Linked DNA regions of Homo sapiens: region 1 is linked to region 2. A link is an interaction called in ENCODE POLR2A ChIA-PET data of the cell type or tissue named here. Cell type or tissue: A673. All regions are shown on one strand. Links, peaks and the distances in the headings refer to the core of each region. The heading gives the core; the rest is flanking DNA.

What was found. ChIA-PET counts read pairs that join two places held together with the same protein. Peaks named below come from ENCODE experiments on the same cell type or tissue, not always from the same donor. Only the 100,000 strongest peaks of a DNase experiment are listed, where the experiment ranks them.
Region 1: POLR2A ChIA-PET joins it to region 2 with 15 read pairs; 8 of 35 experiments call an interaction of 5 or more read pairs at or near these places.

What each region holds. Positions count from the first base shown.
Region 1 is chr16:69,579,457-69,586,157 of GRCh38, reverse strand. The region is part of intron 2 of NFAT5 (nuclear factor of activated T cells 5); the gene reads right to left. Among named protein-coding and RNA genes, the nearest start is that of NFAT5, 17 kb to the right of the region's middle. In A673, for the core only: no CTCF peak of the experiment used is centred there; no DNase peak of the experiment used is centred there.
Region 2 is chr16:69,519,261-69,525,961 of GRCh38, reverse strand. LOC105371325 (a long non-coding RNA gene) reads right to left here and starts at 3,287. Exons shown (of 3, transcript XR_933697.3): 1 at 2,882-3,287; 2 at 2,225-2,374; 3 at 1,405-1,491. RefSeq lists an enhancer at 1,852-3,051. In A673, for the core only: no CTCF peak of the experiment used is centred there; a DNase peak (open chromatin) is centred at 3,031.

The sequences.
Region 1 (6,701 bases), core at 854-5,853, 60 kb before region 2:
TCTTTTAAATGCAAAAATGAAAATATTCTCCTTTCCACATACCACACAATTATGTCTCACAAACTTTACAAAAAAAAGTAGTGCATCTTACTCTTAAAAATTTCTTGTTTTTTGAAAGCATTTTTAATTGCAGTAAATTATACATAAAATTTACCATTTTAACTATTTTTAAGTGCACAATTCAGTGGCATTAAATCTATGCACGACATTGTGCAACCATTACCATTATTCATTTCCAGAACTTTTTCATTACTCCAAACAAACTCTGTACCCATTTAACTATAGTTTCCCATTCCTCCCCAACCCCCAGCTCCTGGTAACCAATATTCTACTTTCTAGACAATATTCTACTTTCTTTCTCTGCCTATTTTAAGTATCTCATGTGTCTGGTTACCTGATGTAAATGGAATCATACAATATTTGTCCTTTTCTGTCTGGCTTATTTCACTTTGCGTATGTTTTCAAGGGTCATTCATACTGTGGCATGTAACAGAACTTCATTCCTTCTTAAGGGTGAATAATATTCCCTTGTACTTATATACCACATTTTGGAATTTATCCATTCATCTGTTGAAAGACACCTGGGTTGTCTCCATCTTCTTTTGGCTATTGTAAATAATGCTGCTAGGAACATTAGTGCATTAGTATCTGTTTGAGTCCCTGCTTTCAATTATTGGGGGTATATACCTATAAGTGAAATTGCTGGATCATATAATTCTATGTTTAACTTTTTTGGGGGAACCACCTGTTTTTCACAACAGCTGCACCATTTTACATTACCACCAGCAATGCATGAAGAAAACTACTTTTATGAGAGACAGCCCCACACAATTAAAAAAAAAAAAATTGGGCTGGGCGCCGTGGCTCACACCAGTAATCCCAGCACTTTGGGAGGCCGAGGCAGGTGGATCATGAGGTCAGGGGATCAAGACCATCCTGGCCAACATGGTGAAACCCCATCTCTACTAAAAATACAAAAAAAAATAATAATAATTAGCTGGGCGTGGTGGCATCTGCCTGTAGTCCCAGCTACTAGGGAGGCTGAGGCAGGAGAATCGCTTCAACCCGGGAGGCAGAGGTTGCAGTGAACTGAGATCATGCCACTGCACTCCAGCATGGCGACAGAGCGAGACTCCACCTCAAAAAATAAAAAATAAAAACATAAATTCTACTCTGTTTTGACAGCACTTGCCATCTGTTTAAACCCTTCCAATACATTTATATTTGTGAATATATATACATGTATATATATACATATTTTATTGAGATATAATTCACATATCATACAATTTACCTACTTAAAGCACACAATTCAGTGGCTTTCAGCAGAGTCACAGCTGTGCATCCACCACCAAAATAAATTTTATTTTTGAGACAGGGTCTTACTCTGTCACCCAGACTGGAGTGCAGTGGTACAATCATAGCTCACTCAGCCTCGACATCCTGGCCTCAGGGGATCCTCCGCCTGAGGCTCCTGAGTAATTGGGACAACAGGCACATGCCACCATGCCCAGCTAATTTTTTTATTTTTTGTAGAGATGGTGTCTTGCTATATATAGCAAGACCGAGGGAGGCCGAGGCAGGTGGATTACTTAAGGTCAGGAATTCGAGACCAGCCTGGCCAACATGGTGAAACCCTGTCTCTACTAAAAAATCAAAAAATTAGCCAGGTGTGGTGCCATGCACCTGTAGTCCCAGCTGCTCAGGAGGCTGAGGCATGAAAATCATTTGAACCTGGGAGGCGGAGGCTGCAGTGAGCCGAGATGGCACCACTGCACCCTACTCACTGCATTGCAGTCCAGATGACAGAGTAACACTCTGTCAAAAAAAAAAAAAAGAGACACAGAACAAATACACCTCAATTTTCATCTTATTTATCTAAATTCTTATCTTTACAGATTAAATAGTTCCAATTATTATTATTTTGTTTTTGAGACAGAGTCTTGCTGTATCTCCCAGGCTGGAGTGCAGTGGCACGATCTCAGCTCCCTGCAACTTCCACCTCCAGGGTTCAAACGATTCCCCTGCCTCAACCTCCCGAGTAGCTGGCATTAAAGGTGCGCACCACCATGCCCAGCTAATTTTTTGTATTTTTAGTAGAGATGAGGTTTCATCATGTTGGCCAGGCTGGTCTTAAGCTCCTGACCTCAAGTGATCTGCCCACCTCAGCCTTCCAAAGTGCTAGGATTACAGGTGTGAGCCACCGCAACTGGCCCCAACTCTTTAAAGGCCTAGTTCCCCATTTGCAGTTATTTTAATGCAATTATTATTATTCCAACTGAAACTTGCTACTTGTAGGTTACATATAACTAGAGCACAATCCTCAAACTTCCAAAACCCTTCCTTCCTTCTTTTCTGGATGTAGGATTCATTCATTTACTCTTTCATTCAATAAATATCAAGAACCTTTCAAATACAAAGCATTTGTGCCAGGTGTTACAAAAATGCAAGGTATAGTCAATGCCCTTAAGAAGCTTACCATCCAGTATAACTATTTAAGCAAAACTGGACTTCACTAGATGTTCTTTATTGTTTACTGCAGCTTTAGATCTATGACTGATTCTAATATTTTACAGATTTTATCATATGCTAGGTTTCTTTCCCTTAACACATGCATAATCTTGTGTTTAAATACAAAAGCTCAGCTAGGCCTTGAGGCTCATACCTGTATTCCCAGCATTTTGGAAGAATGAGATGGGAGGATCACTTGAGGCCAAGAGTTCAAGATCAGCCTGGGCAACAGAGAAGAATCCATCCCTACAATTTTTTTTTTTTTTTAATTAGCTGGGCATGGTGTTATACACCTGTAAACACTGAGTAGTCCCAGCTACTCAGGAGGCTGAGGCAGGAGGATTGCTTTAGCCCAGGAGTTCAAGACTACAGTGATTCATGCTCATGCCACTGCACTCCAGCAGCCAGGGTGACAGAATGAGACCCCATCCCTTAAAAACAGAAATTTAATAAATAAATTTAAATAAATAAAACAGAAATTTAATAAATAAGAGCTTTCCTAAATTTTGACAAACCTTTCTTCAAATTATTTCCATAATTTTATTAACACTTAAAAAACAATGATTAAAAAAGAATGGAATACTTATAAATAAATTTTTAAAATAATTGTTGAAATAAAGATCTAAAAAAAATAAAAAGACATCCCATGTTCATGGACAAAAATATTTAATATTATTAAGATGGTAATACTCCTCAGATTAGCCTACAGATTCAACATAATTCTTACTAAAATCACAGCTGACTTCTTTGTAGAAATTGAGAAGCTGTTCCTAAAATTTATATAAAAATTCAAGAGACATTAAATAGCCGAAACAATCCTACAAAAGAAGAAAAAAAGTTGGAAGGCTCACGCTTCCTAATTTCAAAACTTCTACAAAGCTACAGTAATAACACAATATGGTATTGACACAGGATAGACATACAGATAAATGGAATAGAACTGAGAGTCCAGAAGAAAAAAAAAAAAAGCCATACATCTATGCCCAATTAATTTTTGACAAGAGTGCCAAGACCATTCAATGGGGGAAACAAGTCTTTTCAACAAATAGTGCTCAGGCAACTAGATATGCACATGCAAAACAATGAAGCTGTTAGGCTCTTACCTCACACAATATACAAATTTAGCTCAAAATGGATCAAATACCTAAATGTAAGAGCTAAGATTATAAAGTTCTTAGAAAAAAACATAGGTATACCTCTGTGACCCTGGGCTAGGCAATAGTTTTTAAAATATGACACCAAAGCATGAGCAACAAAGAAAAAATAAATTGGCTTTTACCAAAATTAAAATATTTGTGCATCAAATGACACTACCCCCTTACAATTCAAGAATAAGACGACAACCCAATTTTATTTTATTTTATTTATTTACTTATTTATTTGAGACAGAGTCTCACTCTGTTGCTCAGGCTGGAGTACAGATGCACAATCTCGACTCACTGCAACATCCCCCTCCTAGGTTCAAACAATTCTCCTGCCTCAGCCTCCTGAGCAGCTGGGATTACAAGCATGCACCACCACACCTGGCTAATTTTTATATTTTTAGCAGAGACGGGGTTTCACCATGTTGCCCAGCCTGGTCCTGAACTCCTGACCTCAAATGATCCGCCCTCCTCGGCCTCACAAAGTGCTGGGATTACAGGCATGAGCCACTGCGCCCACCCGGCCTAATAACCCAATTTTAAAGTGAGAAAAATTAATAACAATGTATTACATTCTTGAAAATCACTAAGAAAATAGATTTTAAGCGTTCTCACCAAAAAAAGTTAATGCATATATTAATAAGCTCAAATTAGCCAATGTATACATATTTCAAAACAACATGTTGTACATGATAAATATATAATTTTTAAGATTTTTTCATCATAAAAAGTTCACAAAAGCCTTGAATAGGCATTTCTCCAAAGATATATTAATACTACTGTCTAGTAATCACATGAAAGGATGCTCAATGTCATTAGTCATCAGAGACATTTACTCAAAATCACAAGAAATACCAATTCATACCCACTAGGATGGCTTTATTAAAAAGACAGATAGGTACTGGCAAAAAAATTTGAAAAAATCTGAACCTTCATACACTGCTGGTAAAAATGAAAAAATGGTGCAGCCATCATGGAAAGCAGTTTGGCAGTTTCTTAGAAAGTTAAATATAGAGTTACCATATGACCCAATAATTCCACTCCTATGTATAGACAGACCCAAGAGAAATGAAAACATCTGTCTATACAAAAACTTGTACATGAATGTTCACAGCAGCATTGTTCATGACAGTCAAAATGTGGAAATGACACAAATATCCATCAACTAATGAATAGATAAACAAAATGTGATATATCCATAAAATGGAATACTATTCTGCAATAAAAAGGAACTCGGGAGTTCGAGACCACCCTGGCCAACATAACAAAACCCCACCTCTACTAAAAATACAAAAAATTAGCCTGGCGTGGTGGCACACTCCTGTAGTCCCAGCTACTCATGTGGTGAGGCATGAGAATCACTTGAACCCAGAAGGCGGAGGTTGCAGTGAGCCAGGATCGCACCACTGCATTCCAGCCTAGGTGATAGAGTGAGACCCTGTCTCAAAAACAAAACAAACAAACAAACAAAATGAACTTTGTTAACCGAATTTTTTCTCAATTTTTTTAAGAAATATAATGAGGACCCAGGTTTTAAGAATTTGGATTTCGGCCGGGTGCGGCAGCTCACGCCTGTAATCCCAGCTCTCCGGGAGGCCGAGGTGGGCGGATCAAGAGTTCAGGAGATCGAGACCATCCTGGCTAACATGGTGAAACCCTGTCTCTACTAAAAACACAGAAAATTAGCCAGGCGTGGTGGCGGGCACCTGTAGTCCCAGCTACTCGGGAGGCTGAGGCCGGAGAATGGCGTGAACCTGGGAGGCAGAGCTTGCAGCGAGCCGAGATCATGCCACTGCACACCAGCCTGGGTGACAGAGCGAGACACCATCTCAAAAATAAAAAGAATTTGGATTTCATCCTAAAACCCATGGATACTACTAAAGGATTATTTAAGCAAGTGATAAGTTTGGATTTGTATTTTAGGAAGATAAACCCTGCGCAACACAGTGCTATAAATGCCTAAACTTTTTTTTTTTTTTTAGTTTCGCTCTTGTCGCCCAGGCTAGAGTGCACTGGCAAGAGCCTGGCTCACCACAACCTCCACCTCCTGGGTTCAAGCATTTCTCCTTCCTCAGCCTCCTGAGTAGCTGGGACTACAGGCACACGCCACCAAGCCTGGCTAATTTTTTTGTATTTTTTAGTAGAGATGCAGTTTCACTGTATTGCCCAGGCTGGTCTTGAACTCCTGACCTCAGGTGATCCACCCACCTTGGCCTCCCAAAGTGCTGGGAATACAGGCAGGAGCCACCATGCCCAGCCCTAAACTTTTAATATGTAATGTAGTTACATTACATTACATATTAAAAGTAATTATATACATATTTAATATGTAATTACATTACATATTAAAATACATATTACATTAAAATAGTTATTACATTAATATGTAATGTAATGTAAATTTAGCAACACTTGAGTTGTTCTGAAGCTTATGCTAATAAAATCCTGGTTTCTTGCTACATTCTAAGTATGTTTGCCAAGTAATTTTCCTCTGGGTACATACTTTTATTTTGCTTATTTAAGAAGCACTCATATAGCACTTACTATGTGTCAAGCACTATTCCAAATGCTTTAGAAATATTAACTCATCCATTCCTCGTTACAGTTCTATAAGTCTATTATTCCTATTTTACAAGAACAAACAGTCACAGAAAGGTTAAGTAACTTGCCTAAAAATCACACAGCCAGTTAGTAATGCATGTTTTTGAACTGGGTTTTTATTTACAACCCTGATAAATATGTGGGACTTCTGATCTGCCTATTATCATCTTTACCATTTTTTAATTTCTAAAAATAGCACTTCTGTGCATCTGTTCTCAATTTAGTATGCACTATTTTTTTTCTGTGCAGAATTTATAGTGTTAATTCTATCCATCCTTGTGAAGTTTGGTTAAAAAATACTTTCAAGGAAGTGTTTTTTTAGTTTTTATTTACCATAGTTTACACTGTAAGTATGTTGTTTGTATTTACTGTAATACAGTGGTAATTTAGTTAACTTAATGACATTCTGTCTTTCAACTACCTAATTACCTAGTTTTAAAAAAAAGC
Region 2 (6,701 bases), core at 689-5,688:
GCAACAAGAGCAAAACTCCGTCTCAAAAAAAAAAAGAAAGAAAGAAAAGAAAAGAGAAAGAAAGTTCCACATCCCAGGAAACCCCTTATCCTAGACATCACAGGAAACAACTCAGTCCTGGACAAACCGGGATGGTTGGTCACCCTTCTTACATGATCATTTCTTAAAGCCGAATTCATAACCAACATTCACAACTGAGAGGATTTCTCATGAAATATTCCAAATGTCCAGAATCTCTTAAAAACTGGACAGCTTGGTAACTCTGCACCCAAATTTTGCACATGGAAACAATTGGCTGGTGTTGAGCGGTAGCAGCTTCTCCCCGATGGATCAAGCACTCACTGCTTTGCCACAGTCCCCATCACTCCTTGTCTTACATACACCCGTCCACTTCACTCCAGGTATTACCTGCCTGGCTCCTGTAGCATTAGAGTTTGCAACCCTTGAGGTAAATGTACTCTAGCCTTTGAAGAGCTTACAAATTTAAGAGATGGCCGTGCACAATGGCTCTCACCTGTAATCCCAGCTACTTGGGAGGCCAAGGTGGGAGGACTGCTTGAGGCCAGGAGTTTGAGACCAGCATGGGCAACATTGGGAGACTCCTGTCTCTATAAAAATTTTTTTCTTAAAATTATCCGGTTTGGTGGCATGTGCCTATAGGCCCAGCCACTCCAGAGGCCAGCCTGGGCAACAGCGGGAGACCCCCGTCTCTAAAAAACAAACAAACAAAAACTTAAGAGACGAAACTTTTAAAAGCTGACCCTGGGTTACTCCTTTCCAAATGTTCCAAGATAGGAATATTTTAGTGGCTACAAAACACCATCAATTTTCTTCTTCTTTTTTTGAGACGGATCTCGCTCTGTTGCCCAGGCTGGAGTGCAGTGGCACAATCTCGGCTCACTGCAACCTCCACCTCCCCGTTCAAGCAATTCTCCTGCCTCAGCCTCCCGAGTAGCTGGGATTACAGGTGCATACCACCATGCCCTGCTAATTTTTGTATTTTTAGTAGACACGGGGTTTCACCATCTTGGCCAGGCTGGTCTCGAACTCCTGACCTCAGGCAATCCACCCACCTCGGCCTCCCAAAGTGCTGGGATTACAGGTGTGAGCCACCGCGCCTGGGCAAAACACCATCAATTTTCTTACTTGTGCTCTTACTTAATAAACAAAGTAATGTAAACAGTGAGACTTTACACTGTTTGCCATAAAACTTAGTGGTGGTGGTGTTCAACGTAAAAAAAAAAAAATTAAAACTCCGCTGTTTTCATCTTGAATTGACCCTCAAGCACAAATTCTAGTTGCAAGTAATAGAAACCGAATCTAAAGTAGTTTCAGGAGAGAGACTGATTTAATGACTTCTGTAATCAAATTACAGACCAGTGGGAGTGGGTATCTGGATCCACGGTCAACTGGATTCAGAAACTCCAGTTCTGCTCAAGCCAGAATTCTGTTCCAGGTTCTCTGCAAATCGGCTTCATTCTCTCAGGCCAGCTACTCCACAGGGAAGGGGAAATGAACAAAGGCAGCTCTGAGCTGACATCCTTACTATTTGAAACCCAAAAGGTGGAAATGTTGTGGAGAGAGGGAGTACACTTTTTTCTACTAGTTGGAAAAATCCTAGGAAAGAATTTCTGTTCCTGGGCCTATCTAGGGTCTGTTCCCAGAAGAAAGGAGGGATGGGTTTCAAGCAGGCCCAAATCATATCTACCAACAGGTCACTCTCTGTGGGTTTTAATGATCTTTAGAGTCCTCCAGGTTGGAAGCTCTTCTCTGTAGTCTAGTTTTTTTGGTAGCAGTGATAGTAACCATAATTGCTTACAATGCGCCAGACACTATTTTCATTGCTTTGCATATTACATGCATGTGCATAAATACATATTATCTCACTTAATCCCCTCAACAACCCCCTAAGGGAGTTTATTCTCCCTGTTTTACAAATTTGGAAACTAAGACACAAAGCAGTTAAGTAGTTGAGACGCTTGCCAAGTGGGCCCGACATCAGCTGTGAACTGAACCCAGGCGGCCTAGCCAGAAATCACAGGGCCCAATCATATCACAGCTGCCTATCTGAGAGAGCTATATACTAGACTATAAAAGATTTGTCACAAACGCCTGCGTGCTGGCAATGCGCAAAGGTGTGACCAATAATGGTGTGGCTTTCCATCTGTGAGCGTGGGTTGGGGACTGGGTGAGAGGTCTCCCAGATTCCTGCCATGCTTGCTACCTGTGCTGGGAAATCCGGCTTTGATCTGCCCCTGGAGCCACCGGGCACAGCACTATCTGTTTATCTAGCTCTCCGCCAGGCACCTTGCCTCAGACTCTCCCGCTGCTGCATTTTTACTTCTCATCAAATCTGCATCCAGTGACCCGAGTCCTGCATCAGTAATCAGAAAAATCATGTTTTGATTTTTTGTTTTGTTTTGTTTTGTGTTCCTAGTCTAGACTCTGTTTCTAACAGAATACAAATAGCAACATGTTTGTTGATTGTCTGGGTTTTAGAGGACTTAAACTCAATTGAACAAATGCGTAGTGAGTTTCTACAATGAGCCTATGTGGCCAGAGGTTATAGCAACAAGTGAGAAGCAGATTCTGCCCTTAACAACCAAAAAGCTACATTTTTAAAAAAGGACTTATCTCTAAACTCTCCGTTCTGGATTAGGCAAAAGCTTTCTGGATGGTCTGGGTCCCTTCAGTTTCTCGATGTTTTCAATTCTTTGAAAGAGCTGCAGCCAGTCTAGTGGCTGTAGAATGCCGCTTTCATCGACAGCAGGAACGTCTTTCCTCCCACCCCAGGACTAAATCGGACCTTTAAATCAGGCCTTCTCCCTTACCTTGGGGTAACCCAACCCAAGTGAATTGATTTGCTCCCTGCATTGTTAACCTGTGGGAATTAAGCTTGTCTATTGTTGTCTCCTGGTGCACACCCCTTCTTTGTAATTGACCTTCATCCAGAATTCTTGGTAGGCTTAGGCAGCCATATTTTAATCACATGATTTTCTTCTTGGCCACAGCTGATTGGTTCTGAGTGATCACCTGACCCAGCCCATGGGCTGAACTGAGCCAATCGGCTTCTTTGTCCTTCAGAGTCTGACTTAAATAGTTCAGAGAGTGAATGAGGAAGGTTGGGCCTGGAGCAGGAGAGTATTGTGGCATTAAGATGTCAAGCTTGCACCAGGTAAAATCCTAATAAGAGAGATAAGCCAGAGGATGAAGCCTATGTACAGAAAAGAGCAGAAGTAAGAGACCATCCATGAGGCATGATCGCAAGAGAGGAAAGGAGAGAAGGAGGAGGGTCGGTGCCCAATTTACCAGGTCTCTTTTGAATCCATGTCTTAGCCTTGGATGTCTGATGCACCTTTCAATAAACTCCCAATTTATTTGAGCAAGTTTGGTACGGCCTCAGTTTCATGCAACTTAATTGATTAGAATATCAAAATATTTTGCCCATATTATGATTATCACAGTTATTACAATAAAAGATAGATATTCTGCCTATCCCCAACAGATGGTCATGTCTTTTTTTCATCTTTCTGTCTCCACTACTTTCCCTTGCCTCTGTGCCTAGAGCGTAGCATGTGCTCAATAAAAGCTTGATGAAAGAATGAAGGAATGTTCATCTCCTCTAAATTTCTCTGCCTGGCTTTCCAGCCTTCCCCCATCTGGCCCCGTATCTAACCTCATTACCCACTACTCCTTACTCCACACCCTCCACTGTGGTTAAACCAGTCTCACCAAGGCATCCGGCTCATTTCTCTGGGCCTTTCCTCATGCTGGAATGCCCTCCTCCCTCTTCTTCACCTACTTATCCTTCTTAAATCAGCCCCCTCCTTCTCCATCCATTCTTCAGACATTTACTGAATGCCCACTGTGTGTCAGACATTATGCTAAGCGCTGGGCTACAGTGGGGAAAAAAACAGATGTGCTTTCTGTAGCCATGTTACTTATTGTAAAAGGGGAAAGATGTATTCGTTTTGAAGAGAAACCAGAGTATATGTTGCTTATTGTCTTACAAACCTTCCCTGTGAAGTTTCCTCCAAGAGCTGCACCACCCCCCGCCATCTCCTGCTCATCTTCCTCCTCGCTTACCTCGTTTAATTCTTCCTAACTCACATCACTGTTTGTTAACAGGTTCTCTTGAGTTTGTTTTGCCCACCAAGCCTCCTCCTATTAACTGGATTTTATGTGTCTTCAGGGCTGAAGCCTGAATCTTGTACTTTTTCTATTTATACTTACGTGGCTCAGCAACAGGGACACAGTGGGCACCTAAAAAATAACTCTTCACTGCCTGCCTGCTTGATCAAAAATGTCTCCTGCCCTCCTGGCCTGGTAAATGAAAGGACAGAGAGGTATTTGTCTGTCTTTGCAATCCCAGGAATAAACATCAGCCTGGATTTCAGCTGATCCCCATAACCCTGGCCATAAAGCACCATCTAAAGCCAGGGGAGAGATGAACAAATAGAGGTTGTATTTGTTCTGTTTAGTCCCGGGTACTCTGGGGGAAGGCTTCACAGACCTCCTCACCACAAACCCATGCTAACAAACAAGAAGCCACTTCTCTGGCAGTCTCCTGTACAGTGTCCTTTTACCTGGGAGTCAGCTCCCTTGTCTCCAGCCCTTTTGAAAGACACCTTTCAGCTCTGTGTCTTTACTGGGTGGAAGGGAAAGAAAAATTAGGGGCACTAGATTTCATTCTCTCCCCAGACATAAGCAAAGGTAGTCCACCCCAGACCGAGCTCAGCAAAACCTCACCACAGAGTTTCTCTGCATAAAGAAAGTGCCTTTTTGAAACACAAAGTCAGTCTTTCAAATCAGGAAGGGAAAAAATAACCCACCAACCAACCCCAAACCTGCACTTGGCCAAAATCCTGAGGTTGGTGGCAGGATTGAACTGAATCATTTCTCTTTACTCTGATTGCATCAGCGACAGGCAGCTACTTGGTCCCCAGAAGAGGCCTCATGCCATGTTTGTGCCTAATTTTGATTCCTTATTTTCTTGTAAGCAAAGCCATCTTAACTAATGTGAGATGGGAATTGGGTTCAACCCAGGTGGCTGAGGCCAGAAACTGATAGTTGTGAGACAGAAACTGTTATACCCATTAGGGGCTGTTCCTCTTAAGTCTAAACTAGCTCCATCTCTCTGTTCCCTGTTTGAGAGGTTCCATGATACCTTTGACATGAAGTCCTAGCTCTTAAGTATCCTAAGTTCTATGTAGTGATAACTACAACTTTTTGAGCAAAGTCTTCCTAAGTACTCTGCCCTTGCCTAGACATTATATATAAAGTATTTCACTGGATCCTTTAAGAAAACAAACACCCCATGAGGTAGGTGCTATGGTTAGATCCATTTTATAGATATGGAAACTGAGGCCCAGAGAAATTAGGTGCCTTGTGCATAGCTGAGGCGGGACTTGGACCCAGGCTGCTGACTACAAAGCCTACACTCTTTTTTTTTTTCTTTTTTTTTGAGACAGAGTGTTGCTCTTGTTGCCCAGGCTGGAGTGCAATGGTGCGATCTCGGCTCACCGCAATCTCCACCTCCAGGGTTCAAGCAAGTAGCTGGGATTCCAGACATGTGCCACCATGCCCAGCTAATTTTGTATTTTTAGTAGAGATGGGGTTTCTCCATGTTGGTCAGGCTGGTCTCAAACTCCTGACCTCAGGTGATCTGCCCGCCTCAGCCTCCCAAAGTGCTGGGATTACAAGTGTGAGCCACCAAGTCCAAAAGCCCACACCCTTAATCACTGTGCAAATGAGTCTCCCTTTCTTCTCACCTTTCCAAGGACCCCCCATTCTCTAAAGACTGAAGGAAATTCCACCCCCTTCCAGATATCTGCAGCCCACTCTGAGCTCTCCCTTAACTGACTGACTTCCTCTAGTCTGTTAACACCTCGCAGGACATTTTGAAATCATCATTCATTTGTGCAATAATTATTGAGCACCTATGTATGCCAGACGCTGTTCTAGGAGACCCAGCTGTGAACAGAACAGACAAAAGTCCTTGCCCTCACGGACTTTACATTCTATGGAAGCAGACTGACACGCAAAAATACAAATACACTTTGGGAGGCTGAGGCGGGTAGATCGCTTGAGCCCAGGAGTTAGAGACCAGCCTGGGCAACAGGGTGAAACCCCATCTCTACAAAAAATATAAAAATTGGCCTGGAGTGGTGCTGTGTCCCTGTAGTCCCAGCTACTCCGGTGGCTGAAGCTGGAGAATGGCTTAAGCTCAGGAGTTTGAGGCTGCAGTGAGCTGTGATGATGCCACTGCACTCCAGCCTGGACAACAGAATGAGACCCCATCTCAAAAAAAAAAAAAAAAAAAAAGAATATAAATACGTAAAAAAATTATATTAAGGCCAGGCGTGGTAGCTCACACTTGTAATCCCAGCACTTTGGGAGGTCAAGGCAGTGGATCACCTGAGGTCAGGAGTTCGAGACCAGCCTGGCCACCATTGTGAAACCCTGTCTCAACTGAAAATACAAAAATTAGCTGGGCATGGCGGCACACACCTGTTGTCCCACCTACTTGGGAGGCCGAGGCAGGAGAATGGCTTGAATCTCGGAGGAGGAGGTTGTAGTGAGCCAAGATCACGCCAATGAACTCCAGCCTAGGTGACAGAGCAAGACTCCATCTCAAAAAAAAAAAAAAAAAAAAAAAGAAAAGAAAAAAACTGTATTAGATAGCAATAAGTGCTAAATTG